3 separate regions of the Homo sapiens genome follow, and regions 1 and 3 are each linked to region 2. Evidence: chromatin contacts called from ENCODE Hi-C data. All regions are on one chromosome and are shown on one strand. Each heading gives the region's core, a stretch centred on a gene start or an enhancer-like site at or near the end of the contact. The rest is flanking DNA. Distances are from core to core; before and after follow the strand shown. Region 1 overlaps EIF4E3 (eukaryotic translation initiation factor 4E family member 3). Region 2 overlaps SAMMSON (survival associated mitochondrial melanoma specific oncogenic non-coding RNA). Region 3 overlaps FOXP1 (forkhead box P1).

Region 1 (4,914 bases), core at 1,372-3,871, 1.6 Mb before region 2:
TTTTAAAACATTTTTTTTTAGTGATAAAAGGAAAATAATAGTTGGATTGCATAACATGAAAACTATAATCACAATTCAGTATCAGGATATAAATCAAGCTCTAAGTCTTTGGACCCTCTGTGGAAACATTTCTAACCCGAATTTTAATTTGGCCTTTTCAACCAAAGGCTTAGAGTGGTAGCAAGGGATTTCTTCCAATAGGAAACCTGATGTTTCTGATTTAAAGAGAAGGTGATATTTTAATTGTTTGAATTAAGCTCCTTGCAAAGTTCGGGTGTGTTTACCCACTTAGGGCTTTCTTTCCCAGTCAACGCTAACACATTTTGTTAAATGATCCCTTTCCCTGCTCACATTGTGTGTCATTTCTCATCATCAGTAGTCCTCCAGCCTGGGCAGCTGTCCCCACCCTTTTTCATGTAGGTGCAGGAAGTTAAATCTCATTTCCAGGATGCATGTGAACATTTACAAAGTTGAACTTTGAGTGCATTCTGCTCATATGAATTATTGGGATTGTTGATATATATTGTATTATGCTACCAAAGAAATATTGGTTTTATTAGAAGGAAATGGTCATCCTCTGGACCATGGAGACTAGCTCAGAATACGCTGATTTCCCTCTCCTGACTTTGCCAAGCCTTTGGCTGCTTTTGCCTGATAAAGGGCAGGGCCATCTGAAGACACTTCCCCCAGTCGGCTTTGGAGTCACGGGAGCTAGTGCCTGCTCACACATTTTTCAAAAGGGCAGTGCACTCAGAACTTCACTGTACCTGGGATTTTTAATTCCTCTTGCAGTGTTGACCAGCAGAGAGACTTGAGGCTACTTTAAGCCTCCACTATGTGTTTGTAGATAAAATTCTCCATTCAAACATTTTAAAGGACTTTGAACATTATCTGCTTATGGAAGTTGTGCCCTTCACTTGGTTAGTAACCACCTCAGCCATAATACTTACCATCATAGGTTTCTTAAAATGCTTTTTTTTTTTCCCTAAACTTGAGTTTCCTTAGTGATTTCAAAATGAAGTATAAGAATATCAGATCCAGTTAGCAAAAGCCTAGGACTTGTTTCTCCAAACATTGTACTAACATTCAACTTGTTTTAAAATTATGACTCAAGAATTTTAAAAAATTATTCTGGACATGAATTAAAACTTTTTTATAATATAAGTATTTTTCTGATTGAAAAAAGGATATAATTGACTTCACTCTAATTGTCATGTATATTTCCATAAGTAAATGGATTTTGAAGTATTTTTATTTTTTGAACTTTATTTAAAGCATTTGTGATGACATGTTCAACTTTTGCATGTATGTAGCCTTTGAAGTAAAAATAAATAGGAATGTTAGGCTCACGTTAATATTTCTAGTTTCTGTTTATGATCATGGAACATGACTAGCACACAAAGTAGATTTTTGCCCCAGTGAACTTCTGCAACTGTTTCTGACCCTTTAGAAAATACCAACTGTGAGAAGGATTTAATTTGCCTAATGTTAAAAACCTATCATCTAAATTACTTTCAGAGAGGATTTTGTCAGATTTTGGTTTGGAAATTGTTTTAATTGAATATTTAATCATAATAGACTTTGTATGAACTAAGCTGATTTAATCAGTTTAAAAACCTCTCATTACCTTCTTAGATTAAAGAAGCTAATACTGTTTTGAGATAGAAGGAAATATTTTGTGGGGCATGTGACTTTTGTGTTAAGGCAGTTTACCCATCTTGGCTGATGTGGGGAAAGTGCAAACTTCCAGTAGAATCCCGGTCTTTTCATCCAAGTGCTTGCAGGGGCAGCCTTGTAGTCTGCAAAGAACCATGCAGAAACCAAAGAGCTTGCTTTTTTGTCTTTGTAATTCCTTAGGGTCTGTGATATATGCCAGGAAATCTGATTGAAACTAATATGCTTTTTATTCTCCCATTATTCCCTAAATTGTTATATCACAGGCACTTGCCTACATTGGGAAAGTAAGGACAAATAATACCCATTTAAAGTAACTTGCCTATATTTTGACTGTCTTTCGTAAGCACTTGCTGAACTGCTGACTTAACTCAGTTTTAAGATTTCCTCTTTCCCCCCAACTTTTCCACATTTCTTAAATGAGGGTGTAATTTACTGCAAACATGTACATTTAATATAATATTGCTGTTAGATTCGTGGTACACTTTATGAAGCAAAAACATGAAAAGGAAACCACAACTCTAATAAACTTTAAATTAAAGATTAAGATGACTCTTTCTCACCCCTCTTCTTGAGTTTAGCCCATGTCTACACCATGCACACAGTCACAAGACTTTATAGCTTAGAAACTTTAGGTATAATTGGGTCCTATAGACATAATATACAATCCACCAACTGAGCCTTGGCCGAACTTGTCCCTTGTTAAAGACGTAGGGCTAGCCAGCCACAGAGCTGGGTATTGAAGTCGGCAAGTTGTATCCCGGTGCAGGCGTCCTTAAATGGAGAGTACTCAGAATCTGCCAGCCTTAACCTGCCCACTAGCCACCCTAATCAAGCATTAAATATCTGATCCAATCTGGCCACTGGTGTAACTCCGTAATCAGACATCCTGTTTGTAAACAGCTCCTCCTTCTCTCCCTCTCCCTCTCAGAGACAGAAGTGGTGCTGGGGTTTGGAGTTTGAAAATAACCTTCCTATGACAGGAAGTGGGCTTTTGCTATTAGTTGCCCAACTCTTAGAGGATCCCAGCTTGTGTCTTTAGACAAAACTGACAGCCTTTGGAACGATCGCATGGTGGCGCTGCCTTCCAGCCAACAGTTCTGGCTCAGCAGCAGAATTTATCCAGCTATGTTTGTAGAATTTTTTTAAGATCCTACTGCATTTTGCTCTTAAGCTTTTATAAAAATTTGACGAGAAAATGTAAAAATGATACTTGGCAATAAGACATTTAGTTTTCATGCACCTAATAAAAATGTGTCAAAGCTAGATCGCTCCAGATGTGCTTAAAATATCTCAAATCCTAGGCTCTCATTGGCCTTATAAGTGATTGGGAAGAAAAAGAATAAAATAAACTCACATATAGGAGATATGGAAAATATTTCATCAAATATTATGCCCAAAGAGAGAAAATTAGGAGTTGATTTTTTTTAGCACTCTGAATATGGAACTTCCTTTTAAAAATGTAATTCTACCCTTCACCTTTCCTACATTGTATGTTTCTGTGAGATTTTACTCATTACAAGTGAAAGTAGAGGACTGCCTGTGAATTGTTCACTTCTGAAAAGAATATATTGAGATCAGTTAAAATTACTCAAGAGTTTGGTGACTCAGGATTGTAAAAAGCCTGGATCTCAACAGCTGGGAGGAGTCAGAGGGTGAAGTGGGAAAAAATAGGGACTGAGAGGCAACGAAAAGTCCCTTTGAACCTGTGGTCATTTATAGCAATTAGAGTGGGTTGCCCCTCTACTTCTCCCAAGAAGAAATCCCAAATAGATTCCTTTCATGTCAGATTATACTGTTCTGATTTTATTTTCTATTATTTTTACATATACATCCAAATCTAAGAATACTTATTCAGATTGGCCCACTCAGGCCAAAAGTCACTGTCTTGTGTTCTAGAAATTCTTTCATGTTGCTGACATAAATCCATTTTTAAAAGAACATTCAGGGACTCTTAGAATTTTAGAGTGGAAGGGACCTTTGAGATCATCTACCAGTGCTTCTCACCCCTTAGCATGCAGCAAAATCACTCAGATACTTACTTATTATTCACATTTCTTGACCCCAGCACTAGAAATCTGGGAGGATATCTGCATTTTTAACAAGTGCCCTAGTGATTCTAATGCTGATGGTGCTCAGATCGCTCTTGGAGAACCCCTGATTTTATCCAACTCCCACATATGACAAATGAGGAAAGCCTCCCAACCCTAAGCTCTGTCAGGTGACCTGATTCCAATGTATGATACCAACAATCTTATGAAGGCTGGAGAAAACCATTAATACTGAGACTTGAGTAGATGATGCTCGTGAATAAGAACTTTATGGCTGGGACCACAGCAGTCATGGGAGCCCATCCCTGGAAGTCCATAATATAAAGCCTTTAATACAGAGTGGTGGTTTTTCTCTTTTCTAAATACCATTTCAGTCTGTTAAGAGAAAAGAAATTAGTGTTCAGAAAAGTAGTTACTCCATATGTGCAGTAACTACTTTTCTATAATGTCTTATGGCATCTGGGGTTCAGCATCATTGAACAAGATTAAATGAACGTTATAGAGCTATAAAATTGCATGTAAAATAACACAAAACTGTTCAAATGACTATCAAAGTAGCCTGGGAATGAATTTCCACTAAAATTAATTGTCACTTTCAAAACGTAGCTTAGCAAAGCTGTTACTAAACTGGAGAGATCCTTTAATACATAGAAATGTCAAAAAAATCAAATAAGTATTCCCTAAACGATGTGAGTGATAAGCAAAAGTCATTGCAAAGTCAGTATTTTTTTGTTCATCATTGCTACTGAAATTCAGAGTTCCATTGTATATGTGTGTCTTGAGTGTACCTTATTAGAATATCCAATACAATAGCTTTTGGATATTCTATGCTTTTGTGTCCTTCAGAAATCATGAGATTGAAGGAATCTGTGTTAAATGTTTTTGTTTTGGTTGCTGCCTGAAAAAAGTTACCAACTCATTTAGTGAAATGCAAGATTTCTTTATGAAAATTTCAATTTCTAATATCGAAGTCAGATAATTTTTCTTGAACTTTTATTTTGGAACAGATGTTTATTTCGGATCTATTAAAGTGTCAACTTTGCATTATAGAACTGAACATGAAGTAAATTGAGTGTTTCTGAGTTTTCTATAGAAAATTTATGCTACCTCTCATCTTTTCACATACAAATAAGCAACTTTTAATGAAGGCTTAGGGTGAAAATTTTAATTTTAGCACTTTACATTACAT
Region 2 (4,317 bases), core at 289-2,788:
TTTATGGACTCTCTTTGATAATGCTGCAGATAGAAATGGGCCTGCGGTGACACCTGTTGGCAACCAGCGGTGAAAAATAACAAGGGATGGAGTGGGCAGTTCTGGGGCAGGGTTTCTGCACCTTGGCGCTATTAACATTTGGGGCCAATTTTTTATTGTGTGTGTGTTGTGGGGGTGGCTGTGCTGTGCATTGTAGGAGGTTTAGCAGGATCCCTGGCTTCTACCCACGAGATGCAAATAGCATCCTCCCCCAGATGTGACAACCAAAAATGTCTCTAGACGGTACCATATGTCCCACAGAGGACAACAGCCCCCCAGGGAGAACTCTTGCAGTAGAGTGGATACTTCTGAAAGAGGCACACATTGGAATGGCTTCAGATTTCTCACATTTTTTTTTCTAAAAAAAACAAAACACAAAGCACTTTTCTTTCTTTCTTGCCTTGAAGTCTCTCAATCTAATAATAGTTTTATGGACAACTCATGAAAACTTTGGCCCAACAGACTGTATCTGTAATAGGTGTGCTAGAGCCCCATCCTCGTCACTGCACGCAGGCGGGTGGTAATTAAGACATGGATTTCGAAGCCAAACTCTAAATGTTCATCACTCACCTATTAAAATTGCCAGAGTTGCTATGTTAATTATCTCCCCGTATCCTTGATTTAGCATAATACGGCCTGCAGCCTGTGACAGAAATTAAAGGAAAGACCAGTGACCTCTTTTGTGATTGTGCTAATAACTACATGATAATAAATTAGTTTTCAATTTTCAGAAGACTTTACATAGCAAAAAAAATAAAAAAATGGAACAAGTGTATGATACACAAACTTGATAAAAGATGGCTGATCAGCACCAACTTTGAGTCTTCTTCTTTAAATTAGTTTCCAACCAATGTAAACAGCACATCTGAAATCAAACTGCAGTATTATTTTTCTGGCTCAGTACATTACATTGCATTAAAGATAATAATAATGAGAAGATTATGTCAGTCTGCATTTTACGTTGGATATTTTAGCAATCAAATCCTATTTATATAACTTTTTCAGGGGTAGAGAAAACTTTGACATACACACTGTACACACGCCATGCATACACACACCACACACAAAAGATTTTTCCAGTAAGACATATTGACTTGAAGAATTCCTACTAATATCAGAATAAAAACATGAGAAGTAAAATGACTCATCCAATAGCAAAGACGCGCCATGACTTCTTGGCATGTTTTGTGCCTTCCTTACATCTGCTCCTGCCTCTAACAGCTTTCTTCCCTTGGCTGGCAAAACCCAAATAAGAATGTACAGGAAGCATGGCCCCACTCTGATGTACAATAATATTTAGCTAATTAGAAGAGTCCTCCAGCTCATTATGCTAGGCAGTAGGAAGGAAGAAACTACATGAAAGCATGACACTTGCTAAGCCCTAGGATGGTGTCAAAGCTGAACTGGCATCACTTTCTCCCATTTCTTTATAGACTTGGTCGGATTGCAATATTATTCCTTGAAAATCAGTTTTGACTTTGAGAGAGAAGGATCCCTTGAACACTGCACCATCTTCTGGCCAAACGCTTAACTACAAGTGCTTAATTAAAGTGTAAAGTCCCAGATTTCTGAGAATGACTGCCAAATTAGTACGTACTTGGTATATTTCATTATTCCTATTTTAAGACAGCACAATAGACAGAAACACAGGGCATTTTCCTTCTGATTAAATGACAAGGCACTGGAACTCTGTTTTAATACAGCTTTGTGCTTCATTCACAGTCTCAAATAATTTTTTATCCCACAGATATTTGTGGAAAGCCATGTATAGATCTGGCACTTAGAACTGGACCCACAGAAGGGTAAGACATGGTTCCAGCCCTCTGAGAGCTTACAACCTAGTCATATAATCATGAAATGTAAAGTGGATGTATTCTGAATAGCCCAGACAAGAAGTGCAATAGGAATTAGGAGGTGAGATCTGAGGACTGACCTTGTAGGAAAAGATTTACTGTAGACAGTGGCCCTTAAATTATGATGAAGAATGATGATGCTGATGCTAATGATACTTAAGATATGCCAGGCACTGTGCTAAGCCCTTTACAAATATTGCCTTCATTAAACAGCTGAATTTTGCTGATGGGTAACCCAGCAAGGGAGTGTAAAAGGTTAAGACTCAAGCTCCAGTTACCTGGACACCATAACTCATGCTCTGAACCACTCTCCTGTACTGTCTCCTGTGATAAGGATTTGATTCACAGAAAGGAGTTTCTGGGGGAAGGAAACAAAGTCAGCAAAGATGGAGACAGGGATATGCAGTGGCAGCTCTAGAATTTCTCTGTAGGAGGGACTTCAGATGAAAATCTGTTTGCGGGGGAAGGGCTGCTCAAAGATGTAATTCTTTGCAGCTATGTTTGCAGAGGAGGCACACGGATCCTACCTAAAAGAAGAGAAGCTGATGGGGATCTCAAGAAGGGCTAGCCTCCCAGAACACCTAGGGCTGCTGCCACTGGGAATATGTGCTGCATCTTCAAGCAAGAGCAAGGAATCCAATGGGGTTGGAGAGCTAAGCGGTTCAGAAGGCATCACAGGAAATGGGATTTGAAAAGCAGGCTGGAAAAAGACCAAAATATTCACAAAGTTGCAGGTGGGTCTAAAGATATATTTGGTGTAGAATAATGAACCTATTCAAATATTATACAAAAGTTAATCTGTTCTCAATGTGCAGGGTTGAGGGAAAAGGTACGAAGCAGTGAGATAAAAGGCTCTAGCATTAATCAAGATATTTGTCAAGAGAAAGAAAAGAAAGGGACCAATGTGAGAAGCATTTCAAGGAAAGTCAATGCGGCGGGGGTGGGGGGGGCTGGTGACAGAAGGAAGAGGGTCCCTGCAGACAAAGCAGGAGACAAAGAACTTCCCAAGTGCTTCAGTTTTGTAGTGAAGGGCAGAAGGGACACCAGGTGATGAAGTCAACATTTTCAAAAATAAAGGAAGATGTAAATTTTTGGAATACTGTATTTCTGAAGATATGGGCAACCCAAAATAGAATGTCCAATATGCAACTGATGCCAATACTAACTGCTCACTTTGGACTGAGCTCACGGCTGCAGGTACAGATGTGGAAGTCATTTACACCAAACTCAGAGATGAACACATGAGGACGACTGACTTTCAGAGGAGGCAAGAAATGGCAGAGCGAAACAGCCAGCCAGGCCTGAACGTTTTGGGACATTCCCCTTTGGAAAGGAGTGATGTGAGAAGCCAGAGAATGGGCAGAGAGGAGACATTAGAGGGAGGATAAAAGTCACAATGACAGAAGAGCAGTGCAATATCAAAGAGATTATGGTTATTGGTGACTGCTACAGAAAGATCATGAAGAGCATCTCAAAATGTTTGTGTCTGACAAATATGTACTGAGCATCCACTATGTGCCTGCTACTGTTCTGGGGCCTGAGGATAGAACAGTGAGCAAACCAGAGTCTGTCCTCAATGAGCTTACATTTTAAGGAGGAGAGGATAGAAAATGAGCAAATTAATATGTTAAATCAAACCACAAGAAATTGCCAGTATTTGTCCGGTTTTGACCTACAAAATGTGCATTCTCATGTGGTTCTACTTAATATAATGTCAGGTGGTGGCAGATGTTGTGAAGAAAATAAAACAGGGCAAGGAGAAAGAGCATGCCATGGGGAGAGGGGCCTTCTTAGACAGTGGGGTCAGGAGAGGCCTCCTTAACATGCCGATATTATTATTTGTATGGGCATGAATGAAGTGGGGAAACGGGCCATGCGGGTGTCTCAGCACCATGGGCAGAGGAAACAGTGGCACACAGACTATGGGGTTGCAATGTGCTTAGAGAGAAGAAAAAACCAACGCACTTGGCTGCTGGATGATCACTGTGGAGGGTTTGCCTGTAGAATGGTGAAGACTAAGGCCAGGGATCAAAAATACTGCAGAGAACGAATGGGAGTCTGGGGGTTCCAAAGACATAAGTGTAAGCAGCTGGTTTGTTTACACATAGAATCATTTATTCATTCAACAAAATGAATGAGTCAAAGGAAAAAAGAACTTGGGAGATGGCAGAATCAAGTGAAGCTGTTGCAAGTGACAAGAGACCTGTGCATATCTACAGCAAAAGAAAACCCTGAGAGGGTAACCAGAGATGCTGAAGGCATAAGGCACACTTGAGGAGACACAAGGGGAATGAATGTAGCCGTGGGTAGATGCGGAGGGAGCTAGCATCTGATACAGTCATAACCTAACCCAGGCGTTGCAAACGCAAATTTTAGGCAGGTAAAGTAAACTTGGGAGGTGGGCTGGCCAGGTGACATTTAACAG
Region 3 (4,275 bases), core at 378-2,877, 1.2 Mb before region 2:
TATGCGTACACCCTTGCCAGGCTTCCATTAAGTGTCCCTTCACCTTTAGCAAGCCCTTGGTGGACTCAGGGGAGCTTTATAGTTATTATTAACATAACAGCCTGTAAGTTGGGCTTCTTTCTAGTGAAGGAGCCAAGAGGGAGGGCCCCGCCTGGTTTTAAATTACGTAGGCTTTTCTAAATGTGTTTCTAATGGGAGCTAGAGAGGTGGTGAGCTTTGGGGAAGCCTCGCCTTGGGTCATAGTTGAGTGTAGAAGGGAGCTGGGATCTGCAGATATCAGGGAATTTAGGAAGAGAGGCATGGGAAAGGAAATGGGATGGAAAGGTGCCAGGAAAAGTTGCCTCATCATTTCCCACTTTGGTGGTGGCCAAAAGGTAAGTTTCTACTTTGAGATCACTCTCAGGCCCTGTGGGCACAGAGCTGCCAAGTTTCTCAGTTTAAGGACTAATAAAGTTGGGATGTGGGTAATTCTGGGAGACTGGGTAGTTTGAAGGGAAGGATTGTTGGAGGTCTTTCCAGCTATACTGACAATGTACATGGGTTCATTCTTGAGATGAGCGTGTCCATAATAAAATCTAGCTGTAGAGCCATTCAAGGACTTCTCTGTGTGCACGAGCATGCTAGCCATTTTACGTACAACAGTAGGAACAGAGTAGCTGGAGTAAGATACAGGAATGTTTTTGTTCCACTCATACACTGATTAGTGTTATTCACTCATTCTGTATTTACTGAACACCTACCCTGCGTAGCCACTGCTCTGTACTGGGATACAGCAAGCAAGAGGCCTGCACACTGGCTCATGCCTGTAATCCCAGCACTTTGGGAGGCAAAGGCAGGATGATCACTTGAACCCAGGAATTCGACACCAGCCTGGGCAACATAGTGAGACCTTGTCCCTACAAAAAATTGAAAAAACTAGTGAGGCATGGTGGCACGTGCCTCTAGACCCAGCTACTCAGGAGGCTGAGGTGGGAGAACCGCTTGAGTCTAGTAGTTAGTTCCAGGCTGCAGTGAGTCATGATCGTGCCACTGCACTGCACTCCAGCTTGGGCAACAGAGTGAGACCATGTCTCAAAAACAAAAAACAAACAAACAAAAAAAAGTGGGAGGGGGATGCAAATCAGATAAAATCCCTGCCTTCATGGAGTATATGTTCTGATATTTTTGTCATAAACTGAAATTAATACGACTTATCTGTTGCCTAAACTTTTTGCCCAGAACAACCAAACAGAATCAGTTCAGCTGCAGTGGGAACCGCCAAGAGCCAGATGTGGCCATGAGAGGAATATCTTTGAGAGCCTGTCATCTGGCTCCAGCTGTGTTAACCTAGGCCTGGTAGGCAGCCATGAGTTGTGTCTGCCAACTGGTGGCCAGACACTAGTGCAGGCTTAAACAATTAGCAGAATTCCTCATCCGGTGGCTGGATTCACTGTGTGTGTCCTACAGACGATCGCTGCTGTCCAAACCAGGGGACTCTGGGCAGAAACGCCCAGAAGAGAACCAAAAGTTAGCCCCTTGAGAAACCAGTCAAAGTCTCATCCCGGAACATGGAGAGGGAGGCAGGAATCGGGGAAGACCAGCAACAGTGAGAAAACAGAAGTAAACCAGACGTGGCCCTCTGCCTGGCAGACCTTAATTCTGACTGAGAACTCTTGCCTGATAGAGAACGTCTGCCTCCAGCATGCCCCTGCAGAAAAGCAAAGAGTAGAGTTTGCCTGTGAAGAAATTTTTTTTCAGTTATTTTTTACATTGTTGCCCTTTGGTGAGAATCATTTATGATGCTTTATTGGTTTTACCCAAACTGAGATTTCCATGAAAAGTATTCATTCCCACCTTTTGGAAGCAATTAGATCCCCACAAACAGGCTATAACTTTCAAATGTCTGTTATATCTGCCTTCAAAAATAAGTATATAAGTAAATAAAATGCTTCAGCCTGCCTGCATGTGGAAGATTTTTTATAAACTGTAGAGTTGCTGGTTTCATGTACCAGGCAAGTCCTGCTAGCACACGGGAAAATAATAGATTCTGATCATCCATTGTCCAGCATGTTTCTAATACCACAGTAGTTGCTCAGTAAATGTTTGTAGACTGAGCTGAATAAGGAAAAATTCCAGTGAATGTGCTGACTTGCAAGAATGGTAATTAAAAATTAGTGCAGTCATTTCAAATCATAAGTTGGGGAAACAACCCACCATTTAGTGCCCCCCAAAAGTAAAAGTTCTAATTGGAATAAGCTTAGGATTTTTTTTTATGTCCACATCTAAAGTCTGATGATAACAGAAAGCACAAGATGGCAGAGATTAAGGTTTTCAGGGAGACTTCTCTTGAGGCTGAACAGATATGTCCATGTGAGAACATTTTTATCATGGTGAGGTTCTTGGTGGTCTTTCAAAGAAGTCCCACTCTGAACAGATAACGACAACAAAATCATTGAAGTGGGGAAAATTCAAAAGATGCTAGTTTGTGTGTCAAAATCAACTTTTGCATTCTAACTGCATTGTGTAAATTTGCTGTGCAGGAAACATAAGTGAAGCCATTTGGTTTTGTGGCATTGGTGTGGGTTGGCTCAGGGGGTGGGGATAAGGTTGAGGCATTGATATAGTAAGAGGAGAGCCAGATGGTTGTATTACACATCTTTTGTGTTCTTGTTTGCTTCTTAAAGCAGTTGCAGAATTTTGCCCTTGGCGATATTTTCTTCGTGCCTGTGTGTTCTGCTATGAATTTACTTTTGTCAGAGTACTTTGAAAGAAAAGCCTTGCTCAGAAAAAAAAAAAAAATTACGTTATAAACTTGTGAAGTCAACAGTGTGTTCATAAAAATATTTTTTAAATGTTAAGTATGTTAGTAAATAGTTGAGAGAATCAGCTTTTCTTTTTTCTTAGCGCAGTGATTTCGACCATATTTTATATTAATTCAGGGAAAGAATTTTTGCAAAATTATGAATGTGCAATTGGTGATGGATGGATGGATCGAGATGGATAGATGAGGAGACAGACACATGGAACAGATACATTGTTATTCCAGTAAGGATGAGGCCTATCTGATTAGAGATTTAACTTTTTCCATTACTTACAGCAAGCCCTCAGGTTGTGGTTAACCTCTTGTGTTTTATCAGCAAGCGTAACTTGGTAGTAAGTTGAGTGAGAGTGGGTTAGGGTAGGTTGGTGAGTTTTCGTTGACATTTGGTAGAATTGCTGTTACACCACCATTGAAATTTATATTTATTCCCTACTAAAAGGAAATTCTATTTTGCAGTCACCAGTGGCAAGGGATATTTAAGATGTTCTAATGCATGTAAGGGGTGATATTTTATCACCGAATGCTTTTAATAAAGAGTTGCTTTGGAGCTGTCCCCCCTCACCCACACACACACACACACACACACACACACACACACACACACACACACACACACACACATTGTGGTAGAATGCTTCATAATAATTTAATGTCCTTTTTACAGTTCCAGTTTATTTTTTTTTCCTTTGCTCAAATCAGAGAAGAGCAAATATGTAGGATCCTTGGGCGACAGTTTATTCTCCTGTTGTGCACAGATTTCCAGTTTTAGTTGGAACCTGCAGTCCCTGATGAGAAAACAGGAAACTTACAGTCCTAACCTTATTGAAATCTCTGCCGGGTTTAGTCACAAGTCTGAGGCGACTCCTTCCAATAATGAAGCCATTGTACGCATCGTATCTGATCAGTTCTTGAAATGTTTTAGTAGGTCTATCTTACAACATTATAAGAAGATAATCAGCAGCCTTAGAAGGTCCCCATCTGGACTGTAGAGTTCTTTTACTGAAAGATGTTTTGCCTTTTTGAGATAGCTCTCGCGTTTCATCATCTGTTCCGCCGAGATGAAGTGCATATGAAAAGTCAGTGACTCTGAATCCATCTGTTGTTATTATTTTCCACTGATAATTGGCTTGAACAATGAAATGTCTGTGTCTGCAGCCTTTGAAACTGTACACCCTGTTTATTTTCTGGAGGTCTCACTGCAACTACGCCCCCCCATCTTTCCCCCTGCATTTTCTCTCAAGCTTACAGCGAGTGGCGCTTGTGTGAGGATGACATCTTTGACTCTGTGCATCAGTATGTGTCACTCAGCATCTAAAGCTTGCATACGGATTTTTGTCACAATCCCTGTGTCTGTGCCATTCGCTCCCGAATCCGGCGCTCTTTCAGCAAGGAGCTTAGCTGGGCCGCAATGCATGGATCCCTTACCTGGATTGTCGTCTTTATTTCACTGTCCTCATTAAAATATTAATTTAGGG

Evidence for each region. Hi-C counts contacts between places; a loop is a spot of excess contacts on that map. Pooled maps may share reads with other maps.
Region 1: a loop to region 2 is called in a map of naive thymus-derived CD4-positive, alpha-beta T cell, with 32 times the contacts of the local background. The contact joins two enhancer-like sites. A Hi-C loop is called at or near these places in 3 of 168 maps with a recorded cell type or tissue (CD4-positive, alpha-beta T cell, CD8-positive, alpha-beta T cell and naive thymus-derived CD4-positive, alpha-beta T cell), 1 of 37 single-sample maps with no recorded cell type and 9 of 50 pooled maps.
Region 3: a loop to region 2 is called in a map of IMR-90, with 6 times the contacts of the local background. The contact joins two enhancer-like sites. A Hi-C loop is called at or near these places in 2 of 168 maps with a recorded cell type or tissue (IMR-90 and chondrocyte) and 7 of 50 pooled maps.

The regions. Positions count from the first base shown.
Region 1 is chr3:71,679,163-71,684,076 of GRCh38, reverse strand. It overlaps EIF4E3 (eukaryotic translation initiation factor 4E family member 3), which reads left to right. Exons shown (of 7, transcript NM_001134651.2): 7 at 1-4,914. Among named protein-coding and RNA genes, the nearest start is that of EIF4E3, 44 kb to the left of the region's middle. Within about 2 kb of position 2,621, at least 9 of the 41 ENCODE cell types and tissues checked have a DNase peak (open chromatin) inside an H3K27ac peak, as active enhancers do.
Region 2 is chr3:70,061,611-70,065,927 of GRCh38, reverse strand. SAMMSON (survival associated mitochondrial melanoma specific oncogenic non-coding RNA) reads right to left here. Exons shown (of 5, transcript NR_190186.1): 4 at 610-682. Among named protein-coding and RNA genes, the nearest start is that of SAMMSON, 64 kb to the right of the region's middle. Within about 2 kb of position 1,538, at least 3 of the 41 ENCODE cell types and tissues checked have a DNase peak (open chromatin) inside an H3K27ac peak, as active enhancers do.
Region 3 is chr3:71,307,896-71,312,170 of GRCh38, reverse strand. All of the region lies in intron 4 of FOXP1 (forkhead box P1), which reads left to right. Among named protein-coding and RNA genes, the nearest start is that of FOXP1-AS1, 20 kb to the right of the region's middle. Within about 2 kb of position 1,627, at least 11 of the 41 ENCODE cell types and tissues checked have a DNase peak (open chromatin) inside an H3K27ac peak, as active enhancers do.